2 separate regions of the Homo sapiens genome follow, and region 2 is linked to region 1. The links are chromatin contacts, found by Hi-C or POLR2A ChIA-PET in ENCODE. All regions are on one chromosome and are shown on one strand. The core of a region is the stretch at or near the end of the contact, and the rest is flanking DNA. Distances in the headings are between cores, read along the strand shown. Region 1 holds the start of LTAP1 (lipid transport auxiliary protein 1). Region 2 holds the start of SNAPIN (SNAP associated protein).

Region 1 (7,284 bases), core at 2,725-5,224:
AAGTCTAGACTCTTCTTTGTCCCTCAAGTTTCATCTCTCTCAGTATGCTATGGGTTTGTTTTGTGTTTGTGGGGGTTTTTTGTTTTTTTAAACCACAGCCTTCAACAGGGTACGTATTAGCCCCAATGACTTTGTCCAGAATCTCTGTTCTCTGGAAAATAATTCCAACACACTGCTTTTACAGGTGCTTCTCTTGGTCTCCTAGTCCACATTTTCAAGAAACCAAAATGGCAATTACCCTCCACCACTCACCTTAATATACAGGGAATCTCAAATTTGTCTCAAACCAAAAGCATCTAGCACAAAGTTTTATTTGGAAGAAAGTGCTTCTAAGAAATCATTTTAAACTTGAGACCTTAATGCTGGCAAGATGACTTAGTTGAGTCTTTAAAGAGACACAGAACACACAGGGCCTTCCCCAAACCAGAATATAGTTTTTGTTACAAGACTTCTAACAAGGAAGGATTCTACTGAATTCAAGTTCCTTTAGTTCATACTTTGTTTTATAATACAATCTCAGCTGCTGCATTTAGTAAAAAAGAAAACATTAATCATATGATAGAGTGTTCAAAATAATAGGTTACTCTGCATTTATTCCCTTCCAAAGAGGGTAAGTTTATACTTTTCTGCTCTATATTTAATTTTTCTTGTTAATGAAACCTTATACAACGTAATTCTAGACTGCCCAGAGATATTACTGGATTTGAGTGGGAGGAAGGACTTCTAAAGAAATATGCAAGGATTAACTATTAGGGAAGTGAATTTCATCTGACTTTCTTGGATGTCACAGAGAAAGCTGACTTTTTCTGTGCATAAATTCTTCACCAAGTTGCGTCAATAGGTTGCATAGGTCTTTGTATCAAGAAAGATTTTTTTAAGGTAGCTTCTCAGGTAATTTTTAACCCATTACCTCTTCCCCCTACACATATTGGCACACAAAAGCCCATAAGTATTTCAAGCTAGAAAGGATTATTTGCTACACAGTAGCCCATTTTCCCAGGTTAGCATTATAGTCGTTTCAACTTTACAAAAAAAAAAAATGTTTAACCAAGTACCCCGAATCCAAATCAACAAGACTACATATACACATATATACGTATATATATAAAGACGAGAGGAAAACTATTTTGTTTTAAAATTGGCTCTAAGATGAAGTTTCTAATATGGCATAGTCATTTCCAACCCACTACTGTAACTTACAAATATTGACTGTTTTCTACTCCACATGTGATATCTATTTGTGAGGATAAGTTATATTGCAGGTATAAACTGCATGACTAGCTATACACTATTGCATATACTGTACCAGTCAGATGTAAACATATTAAAAAGTCATCTTGAAAGATATAATTAACCAAGAAAGAAAAAAATTCTCCTAATCACTCTTGCTAGTAACATTTCCCTCTTACAAGTGCTTCGAAATGTGACTAAGAAAATTTTTACCACCTAGTAGTGACAACACTGAGCAACAGGTCAAAAGTAAGTGATCTGGAATGGATCACTTGAGGGCACAGAATTAGTAGCAAGCAGACCCATTCCCAGCTATCACACTGGAGATGAAGAATCTTGTTACTTACTTGCTCTTTCTTAGAAAATAAAAAGATTTAAAGGAAGTAGGGTGAGAAGTATTGGAGACCAAGGAAATCGTGCGAGAGTAAACAGAGGTTTCAACACAGGAGTGCCCTTGACTCTTTTTTGAAAACTAGCTACTTAAAAAAATAGCCAGAGAAATTTCACTGAAAAAACTAAATAACAAATATTTATTGAGAATCTACTATGTGTCCAATACTTCAGGAAAATACAAAAGCAGTATGACTTAGTAGCTGCCCTCAGGGAGCTTACAATCTAATTTAAGAAACAATTCAGAAACTGAAGCTAGACTGAGTTGGGTAAAATTTGCTACCTCTAACAGAACAACTAATTTCTGTAGATGCTTTGTTGAAATGGCCCCTGCATCCCCTTCCCCACCACCTTGATATCTAGTTAGTAAGAGTACTTCCCAGTTAGGACATAGCAAGGAGGAGCTTTAAAGATGAAAAACAAAACAGGACATTTTTAGGCCTTTCATCACTAGTTTATGTGCCAGCAATATTTCCCATTCACAAAGGAAACAATCATTGAGATAGTCTAATCTTTAAGGACAATGGTGTCAGATCTCAAAGCAGTTTTATCAACTGATACACAGCCAAAATGTTTTAATTCTCTGTAATCATTGGGATAGTCTAATCTTTAAGTACAATGGAGACAGATCTCAAAGCAGTTTTATCAACTGATACACAGCCAAAATGTTTTAATTCTCTAGAAACGCTGGTTACTAGTAATGTCCATCACCTCCCAGCAAGTCACATCAGGTATCCCCAAAACAGGATATGCGGCGGAGGAAGGTAGGATGGGAGAGAAGACAAAAAAAAAGGATTTCTCCATTTAATAATCAGGGAGAGTCAAAGGCAAAAACGTTAACAATAATAACAAAAACGCCTGTTACTGTGGTGTTTTTCTTTCCACAACATCCTACACCAGAGGTGGCTACATTTCAAGAATGGTGGAAAAGGAGCAGTCTCCAGTTTGTGACATCAGTTTGCAAAGCAATTTAAGGGCTGTCCACAAGGTTAAGGGTTTGAAGAAACTGGGCATTCCTGTACCATTATGAGAAGAGTGAACAAATACCCCAGTGCTCTAGTGACGTCCCTTAAGCGTAAATACACCCTATGGGGGCCTCCATGTCCAGCTTCCCAAATAACACAATTGTTTGGGGTACCCAAACTACAGTATAAACAGGAAGCTAAAGACAGCAGCAAAAACATATTCCAAGAACTGGGTTGGTGAGAAAGAAGGGAGGGTAATAAGAGGAGCTGACAAAGAGCCTGGAAACGGAGAGGGGACGCAAGCCCACGGGTGGAGGATGGGAGGCTCACCCCCCTCAGCGCCACATCGAGAGCCCACGGGGCCAATCTCCTCCCTACCTCCCAGCCGGAACAAATTAATCCTTCGCACACCAAACTGAGGGCCACATGGGGGAGTTTGGGGGAGCTCCACCCCATCGCCCTCCCTCCCCCACGCCACCCCCAAACCAGGCCGGATCCGGATCAGAGGAGGCCCGCAGTGGGTGGAAAGGGAGGAGGCCCTCTCCTCCGCAGGCACCGGCCGGGGTGAAGAGAGAGCCCTACCTCAGGCAAGGCCCAGGCCTCGCTCGCTCGCGCTCTTTCTCGCTCTCCCCTCTCAGGCTCTAGCCGCATGGCCCCCCCTTCCTACGGCTGCTCCAAGCCCCGCCCCGGCCACGCTCCCAAATCGAGGCCCCGGCTCTGGCGCGGCCCACTAGGCCGCGAACCCAACCATAAACAAAACCTCCGGGGGCCGACTCGAGGTGGGGGGCGCCAGGGCTCGCATGACTCGGGGGGGGGTGTACAGTGGGGGAACACACGGTGTGGGGGGGCCTACCGAGGGAGGGGATACGGCGGGGGCAGGGGAGAAAAGAGGGAGGGTAAAAGGGGGATCGCGGATTTAAAGGGGCCGCGGACAATACCCGGCCCCGCCGCGCTGCCGCTGCCGCCGCCGCCGCCGCCAACGCCGCTGCGCTCCCAACTTTACCTCAGTCTCCTCCACACTGACACCCCGGGCCGCGCCGCCCCTGTCACGTGATATAAGATTCCCTCTTCCCCACCCCCTCCCTCCTTTTCCCTCTCGCGCTCGCTCTCGCGCCTTCCCCCGCCCACTTGCCTTCCTGCGTCCCTCAGCGCGTGACGCTAAAAGGGGCGCGCACGCAAGCGTGCGCGTGCCGCCTCGCCACGAGACACCTCTTTCCGGCTCCGCGAGTCCACCCCGCCTCCTTCACGGCGGCCCTGCCTCCACCACGTGACGCACGGATGGCCGCCGCTTCCTCTTACTGTCGTAGTTCCGCGTCTGAGCGCTCGACGCTCCTGGGTGCCATTGCCTGCCTGAGTCACGTGTCAGGGGGAAGCTGGAAGGCGTCGTTCTCCTTTCCCAGCTCTCCTGCCTGTCCGCCATGTTTTCAGGCCGGGTCTGGCTTGGTCTTCCCCCGTAAGGAAATGGCCGGGGAGCTCCAGGGGACCCAGGCGCCGTCGCTTCGGCGGAGCCTGGGCTGACCAGCCAGGACAGCGGGGTAAACCCGAACAATTCTGCGCGAGGTAGGGAGGCCATGGCGTCCGGCAGTAACTGGCTCTCCGGGGTGAATGTCGTGCTGGTGATGGCCTACGGGAGCCTGGTGAGGAGATTACCCCACCCCATTCCTGCTGTCGCATCTTACCCAGTAGAGACCCTCCTTTTGAGCTGTACCCCGTCTGCATTCTCCACCCACTCACCTGCGCCTATCCGGGCTTTGACTCCTTATTCCAGGAGTAGGTGGGAGTTTAAGTCACTTAGTCGGGCCGACCCGCCCTCGTTAGTCTAGAACCCTCCCTTTAACGCTAGAGCACAGACCCCACGCCTCCCTGCTGCTGGCTTCTTAGATCCACCCCCATCATAACGGCCTTGCTTTGCCCCAAGTTTTACCCTGAAACATTCCTGAGAGCCGGAATCTGGGGATTTGGAATGAAGGCATGCTTTTTTAAAAAAAAAACAAAACAAAACTGACTTTTTATTAAAGGATTTTTACATCTTTTTGGACAGGTGTTTGTACTGCTATTTATTTTTGTGAAGAGGCAAATCATGCGCTTTGCAATGAAATCTCGAAGGGGACCTCATGTCCCTGTGGGACACAATGCCCCCAAGGTAGGTCCTTAGGGCACAAGTTAAACATACTTCTCCAGATCTTTTAGGGTCAAGAATGAGATTTCCTCTGCCTTTAGTGATGACTTTAATTCTCATGTTTCTTTGCGTGCACTTGTCCTTGTACTTACTAAGTTGAGCAGGCACTGTGCGCTTTGGAACTTGGCTTACCTGCTCAGTGCTGTGGCAAGCATGTGGCTCATCCTGGAACTTCTGTTTTTGTATCTGCAGAATGAAGGGCTTGGGTCGAAGTTCCCAACTGTTTGTAGTAAAATATTTCCCAGCTCATCTTAAACTACCCAGTGTTTTTTGTTTGATTAGGATGGGGTTGAGATCATTAAGGTTAACCCAAGAGCAATGAGAAGGGTTACCTTTACATAATTTTAGACTTAAGAGGAGCTCCATAAATCATCTAATTCCACCATTCATGTTACCAAGAAGCCCAAGAAAAGGAGGCAGTTTACCAGAAGACGTATAGGAAGTGAATAACCCAGTGGTCTTTTATCTTTGTCTGTACTTTCTCCTTAGGTGACTGTCTTCCTTTCCTTGGCTTTAGCTACAGATGAAATTTTATCTCTATCCTAGAACTCTTTCCTGAGTTCCTTACATATATTGCCAACTGATTACCTGACATTTCCACTTAGATTTGTAGTAGACATCTCAAACCCAACATTTGTGAATCAGAATTATTGCTATCCCACTGCCACTCTCATTCTGCTTCTTTAGTCTTTCGCTTCTAAGTAAAAGACACCTGCTTCCCTTACCAACCCCCTTTTGTGTGGCTCTCCCCAGATCACTGGGACCCAGCTCCACTGGCTGAATTTTCCACCCTTTTTGCTCCTGTGATCTGGAATGGTCTTCAATTGGCTAGCTCATTCATTCTTTTGATCTTAGCTTAAATGTTACTTCCAAAAAAGGAATGCTTATTACCTATTTTAAAGTAGGTTCCCCCTCTCTTTATTTTCACATGGTACCCTGATTTTTCCTTCATAGCATTTACCATAATTTTTATGTTTGTCCATTTGTTTAAAACATGCCTCTCTCTTCCGCTAGACCGTAAGCTTCAAGAATGCAGGCACCATGCCAGTTTTGTTCACGACTATAAAGCCAGGACCTACACATAGTAGGTACTCAGTAATTTCTTGTTGAATGAAAAACAGGTTAGTGCCAGGGCCTACACATAGCAGGTACTCTGTAATTTGTTGCTGAATGAAAAACAGGTTAGTTGTAGAGCTAGAGCTCATGACTCCCTCAACTCCTAGAGCACTGTACTTTCATTAACAAGTGCTATTAACCTTCCCCTCTTTGTTCTTTGCTGACATAGTACATGAAAAGGCTCTAGGAGGATGTCCTGGCTTGAAACCTTAACAGTCCTGCCTGCCTCATGAGAAAGACATAGGGTTAGTTTCTAGCACATCATGAACCAATCAATACTTTGGCTATTCAGGGGTCCCTTGGTCTAGTTCAGAGCAATATTCCTTTTGCTTAAAAATTTTTTCTAAATTCTCAACCATTGCTAGTGAAAGTATAAATTAGTAAAACCACTTTGGAAAATAACTGGTCATTGTCTGGTAAGATTGCACATGTACCTAATCCATGGTCCAACAGTTTCTCTCCTACCATAGAGAAATTAAGTTTTGCTCATGTGTACCAAGAAACATGTGCAAGATTATTTATAGGGGCATTGTTCATAATATTTGAAGAAGAAACTTAATTCAAATGTCCACTTTTCAATTATTATATAGGCTGAGTGCAGTGGCTCATACCTGTAGTCCTAGCACTTTGGGAGGCTGAGGCCAGAAGATCATGTGAGCCCAGGAGTTACAGACTGCAGTGAGCTATGATTGCACTGATGCACTCCAGCATGGGCAAGAGCAAGACCTTGTTTCTAAAAAATAGGTAGTGGTATATTCATATTCTGGAATAGTGTAAAAAATGAAAAACTGAAGATAAATATATGAAGACAAGTCCTCAAAATACTTCTGAATGAAAAAAATTGCAAACATGAATCTCAAAAACATGCTGAGTGGGCCGGGCATGGTAGCTCATGCCGGTAATCCCAGCACTTAGGGAGGCCGAGTTGGGCAGATAACACTTGAGGTCAGGAGTTCGAGACCAGACCAGCCAACATGGTGAAACCCAATCTCTACTAAAAATACAAGAAAAAAATCCTAACTACTCGGGACGCTGAGGTAGGAGAATCCCTTGAACCCAGGTGGCAGAGGTTGTAGTAAGCTGAGATCAAACCACTGCACTCCAGCCTGGGTGACAGAGCGAGACTCTGTCTCACCAAAAACAAAAAAACCATGCTGAGTGAAGAAAGCCAAAATGCCGTTCACAAGAGAATATGTACCATGTGCTTCCACCCCATTTATATGAAATTCTAGAACAGGCAGAACTGTAAAAGAGTACATCATGTTGCCTGGGCTGGGAGAGGGGAGATTTCCAGGTGATGAAAATATTCTTTACTTTGATTGACGTGGTGGTGAAGGGGGTATGTTCATTTGTCAAACTCATCAATTTATATACATAAAATGAATGCATTTATTGTATGTAAAT
Region 2 (7,284 bases), core at 2,893-5,392, 560 kb after region 1:
ATAAGGTCCTTTGATTTTCCTTGCTTACTCTCACTTTGCTTTCCTTCAGGACATGGTCTGCTATACAGCTCAGACTCTCGTCCGAATCCTCTCACATGGTGGCTTTAGGAAGATCCTTGGCCAGGAGGGTGATGCCAGCTGTGAGTGACCACTGTGGGTCAGGGGTTTTGTATTGTAATCTGGTACAGAGAAGCTGTACACTACTTAAATGTCTTTAATATTTCCACAGTGTAAGTAATGACTTTTATGCTGGGCTACTCGTCTAAATCACCTTTTTCTCTTTCCTAGATCTTGCTTCTGAAATATCTACCTGGGATGGAGTGATAGTAACACCTTCAGAAAAGGCTTATGAGAAGCCACCAGAGAAGAAGGAAGGAGAGGAAGAAGAGGAGAATACAGAAGAACCACCTCAAGGAGAGGAAGAAGAAAGCATGGAAACTCAGGAGTGACATTCCCTTCACTCCTTTTCCTACCCAAGGGGGAAGACTGGAGCCTAAGCTGCCTGCTACTGGGCTTTACATGGTGACAGACATTTCCGTGGGATAGGGAAGATAGCAGGAAGAAAAGTAAACTCCATAGAAGTGTCATTCCACTGGGTTTTGATATTGGCTTAGCTGCCAGTCTCCCATTTGTGACCTATGCCATCCATCTATAATGGAGGATACCAACATTTCTTCCTAATATTCTATAATCTCCAACTCCTGAAAACCCCTCTCTCAACTAATACTTTGCTGTTGAAATGTTGTGAAATGTTAAGTGTCTGGAAATTTTTTTTTCTAAGAAAAACTATTAAAGTACTTCCTAGTAGGGCTCTTGGTCTTTCTGGTTGGTGTTTTTTGTTTGTTTGTTTTTTTGCATGTGGCAACCTTTTTTGCTTTTGGCTTTGTGTACTCTTTTGTTGAAAATGATAATTGAGTCATTTAATTATAAATACTCAGATCACAATTTGAAGCTGTCTTTGAATTAAAGGACAAACTCCTGGAACCTTTCCATATACCAGAGTAAACTAGAATATCATTTTAAGTATTTATTGAATAAAATGATTCTATCAACACTGCTACTGTATTCAAGCCAGTGCAATAAAAAAGTGGGTGGACAGAGGTCATTCACTTTGACTTTGCCTGCCCCCTCCAAATCCCCAGTGTAAACAGGAAAATGAGAAGTCACAGGTAGAGGACATGCTGTCCAGGCCCATGTAACCAGGCATGTAACATACAAAGGAAGCCCCTCTGGTTAACTAGTCCTGAAGAAGGTAAGCCTCACGTATGCAGCTTAAAAAAAAAAGTAGAGGCCTCAGCTCATTTGTGAAAGGAAGCAAGAGCCATAATTAATGTAAGTCCTTTGGGAACCTCATTCTGGCTGTGTGTAGGTTTCCTGGGGCCCCTACATAAATGGGTAAGACGAAGTGCTTCAAACAAACTGTACGGCTCCCTTTTTAATGTCTGAAGGTCTATGGGGACTGTCTCCTAGGATCTTTGCATGTCTGTTGAAACAAGGCAGCTGGGGAACAGTACTTGTGCTACTGAGTCCATAGGCTCATCTGTTATTTGCCTGGGGAGCCAGGGGGGTAAATTCCCGAATCCAGCATTGCTCTCCTGCGGGCTGTTTCCTTGGCAACACTGTGGTTTAGCCGTCTCAGTCGTTCCTACAAGACAAGGAAGGTTTGGAATCTTAACCACTGTGAAAGGCTTGAGAGTGTAAGTGAACTAGGTGCTGAAAAATACCGGGCGTGATCTACCTCAAAGTCAGTCTTCAAAAGTATATATAAGAATGTAGGCCGGGCATGGTGGCTCACACTTGTAATCCCAGCACTTTGGGAGGCTGAGGCGGGTGGATTACCTGAGGTCAGGAGTTCAAGACCAGCCTGACCAACATGGTAAAACCCGTCTCTACTAAAAAATACAAAAAAATTAGCTGGGCATGGTGGCGGGTGCTTGTAATCTGAGGCAGGAGAATCGCTTGAAACCGGGAGGTGGAGGTTGCAATGAAATGAGATCGTGCCACTGCACTCTAGCCTGGGTGACAGAGGGAGAACTCCATCTCAAAAAAAAAAAAAAATGTAGGCCAGGCATGGTGCTCATGCCTATCCCAGCACCATTTAGGAGGAAGTGGCAGGAAGATCACTTGAGCCCAGTTTGAGAACAGCCTGGGCACCATAGTGATAGCCTGTCTTTTTTTTTTTTTTTTTTTTTTCCCGAGACGGAGTTTCGCTCTTGTTGCCCAGGCTGAAGTGCAATGGTGCGATCTCAGCTCACCGCAACCTCCGTCCCCCGGGCTCAAGTGATTCTTCTGTCTCAGCCTCCCAAGTAGCTGGGATTACAGGCATGCGCTACCACGCCCAGCTAATTTTGTATTTTTAGTAGAGACGGGGTTTCTCTATGTTGGTCAGGCTGGTCTCCAACTCCCAACCTCAGGTGACCTGTCCACCTCGGCCTCCCAAACTGCTGGGATTACAGGCAAGAGCCACCGCGCCCAGCCGATCCTGTCTTTTTATTTAAAAAAAAAAAAAAAAAGGCCAGGCAGGCCGGGTGCAGTGGCTCACGCCTGTAATCCCAGCGTTTTGGGAGGCCCAGGCAGGTGGATCACTCGCATGCAGGAGTTTGGGACCAGCCTGGGTAACATGGTGAAACCCTGTCTCTAGAAAAAATACAAAAATTAGCTGGACATGGTGGTGCATGCCTGTAGTCCCAGCTACTTGGGAGGCTGAGGTGGATGGATCGCTTGAGCCTGGGAGGTAGAGGCTGCAGTGAGCCTTTATCATGCCACTGCACTCCATCCTGGGTGATAGACCTTGTATCATAAAAATAAATAGCCAGGTGTGGTGGTTCACTCCTGTAGTCTCAGCACTTCGGGTGGCCAAGGTGGGAAGCTCACTTGAGCCCAGGAGTTCCAGACCAGCCTGGGCAACATGGAGAAACCCTACTTCTACAAAAAAATACAAAAATTAGCTGGGCGTTGTGCACGCTTGTAGTCCTAGTTACTCGGGAGGCGGAGGCAGAATTGCTTGAGCCCAGGGGGCGGAGGTTGCAGCGAGCTGAGATTGAGCCACCGCACTCCAGCCTGGGTGACAGAGGGAGACTGTCACACACACACACACAAGAATGTAAATGGCAGCAACTGAATAGTGAGAATGAGACGAATTTTCCTAGGTATTTTTCAAGTACTGGGAGAAGTGAATTTCCCTTTCCCCAAAGAATTTTAAAATTACAGTGGCTTTCACTGTGTTGAGGACTTACAAAAAAGGGCAAAGAATCACTGTTGGTAAGATATTCTTTTACCTGAGCATTCTGTAGAATGTTGTTAACCAAGACAACGCGTCGCCGGGCATTAAGTAGCTTCTTAACATAGGGGTCAAGATCCAGGGCCACCTTCTGATCCTCATTTATGCGGCACAGTTCTGGGGATGGAAGTAAGGTGCAGCTAAGATCTAACGGCTTATCTCTTGTTCTGAGGGAAAGCAGGCTGGTAATGGGATGGAAAACACTTGCACCCAAACGGGCCACAGCCATTAGAGATTTAAGACATCCCTGAAAGGAGGAGTCCTTTGGCAGCCCTGATGCCCTGGAAGCAAGTGACAGAAACTCAGCCCAGGGGTTGGCAAAAACCTAAGGTCCTGAAAGTGGGCTGAAGAATTCCGGGTACACAGGGATGCTCACTCACCTGTGGCTAGGTTGTCAATTTGTTCCCGGAGCTCTACCTGGCTCTCTCTGCAAAGAGGTACAAGGCCTACAAGGTCAGGCAGTTACCGGAGCTCAGGAAACGAACTCCCCTACGTATTTACCAAGTACTGAGAGAAGCCGGCCTCCGCTGAACCCTCCACCTGCGGCCTTCCCGCCTGTCCTCCCCGCCTCGAATCAGTTTCCTAAATTTATGCCCACTCCCAGCCAGAACACTTTCTTGGCCCCGCCCCTACAAAGCCAGAGAGACAGGCCCCGCCCCCAACTTCCCTCCCGGGCACCTGACGGCGTGTACGTGAGAGTCGAGCTGCTGCACAGCGGGTCGCAGGAACTCCAGCAGCCCTTCGGCGAAAAGGTCGCGGCCTGTGGGCCCCGCCACCGGGGTCCCTGCCCCCGATACAGCGGCGGAACCAGCCCCCGCCATCACGAATTGTCCTGAAGCCCGAAACCTGCCGCGAGGGCCGCCGGGAACCGGAGCCGCGCCGCACTGCCCCGCCCCGTGAGGGGGCGCCCGGGAAATGCTGTCTCCACCAAGACACCGGGGTTTCTGGGAAATGGAGTCTAGCGCGAACCGGGCGGGGAGGAGGGCCAGGCCGTAGGAGTAGAGGCCTTGTGGCTGGTCTTGAAAATCTCCAAAGTTCAGGTTGTAGAAAGGAACCAGTTTTTGGAGTGGATACTTTTCGTTTTCTTTAAAGGTGAAAATAAACGCGAATACCTGCAGTTGTCCATAGCCTTCCCATGTTAACTTTATGAGATAGCCGGGCATGGTGGCGGGCACCCAGCTACTTGGGAGACTGAGGCAGGAGAACCGCTTGAACCCGGGAGGCGGAGATTGCAGTGAGCCGAGATCGCGCCACTGCACTCCAGTCTGGGCAACAGAGAGACTCCGCCTCAAAAAAAAAAAAAAAAAAAAAAAAAGCAACCCAAACCAAACAAAAACAAACCAAAAACAAAAACACTTTATGAGAAAGCCACATTATATTCATAGTATCGTTTTCTATTTCTAAAGAGTTTATTGTGGTTGGTTGTTTTTAAGACAAGGTCTCTCTCTGTCGCCTAGGCTGGAGTGCAGTGCCACCGTCTTGGCTCACTGTAGCCTTCACCTCCTGGGGTCAAGAGGTCCTCCTGCTTCAGTCTCCCAAGTAGCAGGGACCACAGGTGTTAGCCACCATGCCTGACTAATTTTTCATTTTCTGTAGAGAAGAGGTCTCACTATGTTTGTTGCCCAGACTGGTCTCGAACTCCTGGGCTCAGGTGATCCTCCCAACTCAGCCTCCTAAAGTGCTGGGATTACAGACGTGAGCCACCACGCCTGGTCTATTTCTAAAGAGTATATTTTTAATGGCATTAAATATGTAAAAAACTGCATGTATCCGAATTTCATTCCTTTTTAAGGCTGAATAATATAAACATGCAGGCAGGGCATGGTGGCTCACTCCTGTAATCCCAGCACTTTGGGAGGCTGAGGCGGGAGGATCACCTGAGCCCAGGAGTTCGAGATCAGTCTGGGCAACAAACCTAGTGAGACTCTGTCTCTACAGGAAATAAAAAATTAGCCAGGCGGCCAGGCGCAGTGGCTCACGCCTGTAATCCCAGCACTTTGGGAGGCCGAGGCGGGTGGATCACGAGGTCAGGACATCGAGACCACGGTGAAACCCCATCTCTACTAAAAATACAAACAATTAGCCGGGCGCAGTGGCGGACTCCTGTAGTCCCAGCTACTCGGGAGGCTGAGGCAGGAGAATGGCGTGAACCCGGGAGGCAGAGCTTGCAGTGAGCCCTGATCGCGCCACTGCACTCCAGCCTGGGCGACAGAGCGAGACTCCATCTCAAAAAAAAAAAAAAAAAAAAAAATTAGCCAGGCATGGTGGCTCACAGCTGTGGTCCCCGCTACTTGGGAGGCTGAAGTAGGAGGACCTTGAGCCTAGGAAGTTGAGGCTACAGTGAGCCAAGATCGTGGCACTGCATGCACTTCAGCCTGGGTGACAGGGTGAGACCCTGTCTCAAAAAATAAAAATTAAAAAAAATTTTTTTTTGAGACCGAGTCTTGCTCTGTCACCCAGGCTGGAGTGCAGTGGTGCAATCTCGCTCACTGCAAGCTCCGCCTCCCGGGTTCATGCCATTCTCCTGCTTCAGCCTCCCGAGTAGCTGGGACTACAGGCGCCCACCACCACGCCCGGCTAATTTTTTGTATTTTTAGTAGAGATGGGGTTTCACCACGTTAGCCGGGATGGTCTCGATCTCCTGACCTCGTGATCCACCCGCCTCGGCCTTCCAAAGTGCTAGGATTACAGGCATGAGCCACCGCGCCCGGCCATAAAAATAAATTTTAAAGTTTCCTTAGTTCACTTATTTTTCCTTTCATTTTTAGAGACAAGGTCTCACTCTGTTGCTGAGGCTGGAGTGCAGTGATGTTATCATAGCTCACTGTAACCTCAAACTTCTGGGCTCGAGCCATCCTCCTGCCTCAGCCTCCTAAGTAACTGGGACTACAGTCACCTGCCCCCATGCCTGGCTAATTTTTTAAATTTTTTTGGTACAGGCAGGGTCTCCCTATGTTGCCCAGGCTGTTCTCGAACTCCTGGCCTCAAGACACCCTTCCATGGTTTTCTTTTTCCCTGAGAATTATGAAGACAATGATTCCTTCCTTAGTTTAGTTCGGTTTGGTTTTTCATGGCTTTCCAGATAATTTACATCTGTCTCCTAGGCTCTAATGTGTTCCCGTGGCTCCCAATTCCCTAGGCCATGGGGAAGGATGTATGAGCAGAAATGCTCCTGGAGGACAGGCAAAGGCATCCATAGTGATAAATGGGCACCAGAACGTTCAGCTTTGAGCTTCATCTTCAGTAATAAAGGAAGATAAGGCATTTGAATCACTGTGAGATTTGGTGGTCAGCAGCTCTAAACCTAAGACCCCAACTGTGATAACTTTTTTTTTATTATTATTTTTTGTAGAGACGAGGCCTCCCTATGTTGCCCAGGCTGGTCTTGAACTCCTGCATCAAGCAGTCCTCCCACCTCGGCCTCCCAAAGTGCTGGGATTACAGGCGTGAGCCACCAAGCCCAGCCCCAACTGTGATAACTTTTAAAACCTTATACACTTACACTGGGTGGGGTGGCTCATGCCTGTAATCCCACCACTTTGGGAGGCTGAGGCGGGAGGATTGCTTGAAGCCAGGAGTTCAAGACCGGCCTGTGCAACATAGGGAGACTCCCATCTCTACAAAAAAATTAATAAAAAAAATAACTGGGCATGGTGGCACACACCTGTAGTTCCTGCTACTCGAGAGGCTGAGGTGGGAGGATCACTTGAGCCTGGGAGGTAGAGGTTGCAGTGAGCTGTGATCATGCCACTGCACTCCAGCCTGGGTGAAAGAGCAAGACTCTGTCTCACACACACACACACCAAAAACCACCTTATACACTTTTTGTCGTTGATTACGTTTGTATCCCTGTATCTTCCTCTCTGGTGATTAGAGGTAAAGCTCTTGCGAGAGGCTAGGAGCTTATTTTGGGAGTAAGTGGCAAGGCAACTGCAACCTGCTTCACAGTCAGGCCTTGGGAAAAGGAAGCCCAGGGGAGAAAGTAGTGACAGTGTTGAAGAGGA

The links. Hi-C counts contacts between places; a loop is a spot of excess contacts on that map. ChIA-PET counts read pairs that join two places held with the same protein, here RNA polymerase II (POLR2A). Pooled maps may share reads with other maps.
Region 2: a loop to region 1 is called in a map of naive thymus-derived CD4-positive, alpha-beta T cell, with 14 times the contacts of the local background. The contact joins the promoter of SNAPIN here to the promoter of LTAP1 in region 1. A Hi-C loop is called at or near these places in 1 of 168 maps with a recorded cell type or tissue (naive thymus-derived CD4-positive, alpha-beta T cell), 5 of 37 single-sample maps with no recorded cell type and 12 of 50 pooled maps. POLR2A ChIA-PET finds 5 or more read pairs at or near these places in 2 of 52 experiments (GM12878 and activated CD4-positive, alpha-beta T cell).

Annotation. Positions count from the first base shown.
Region 1 is chr1:154,217,280-154,224,563 of GRCh38, reverse strand. It overlaps LTAP1 (lipid transport auxiliary protein 1), which reads left to right and starts at 3,974. Exons shown (of 7, transcript NM_001098616.3): 1 at 3,974-4,222; 2 at 4,627-4,728. The coding sequence starts at 4,157. It overlaps UBAP2L (ubiquitin associated protein 2 like), which reads right to left and starts at 3,609. Exons shown (of 27, transcript NM_014847.4): 1 at 3,589-3,609. RefSeq lists silencers at 3,436-3,585, 4,446-4,515 and enhancers at 3,106-3,853, 3,836-4,275, 3,854-4,601.
Region 2 is chr1:153,655,561-153,662,844 of GRCh38, reverse strand. It overlaps SNAPIN (SNAP associated protein), which reads right to left and starts at 4,142. Exons shown (of 4, transcript NM_012437.6): 1 at 3,959-4,142; 2 at 3,661-3,707; 3 at 3,279-3,397; 4 at 993-1,645. The coding sequence starts at 4,101. The coding sequence ends at 1,544. It overlaps ILF2 (interleukin enhancer binding factor 2), which reads left to right. Exons shown (of 14, transcript NM_004515.4): 13 at 50-140; 14 at 289-1,057. The coding sequence ends at 449. RefSeq lists an enhancer at 4,297-4,376.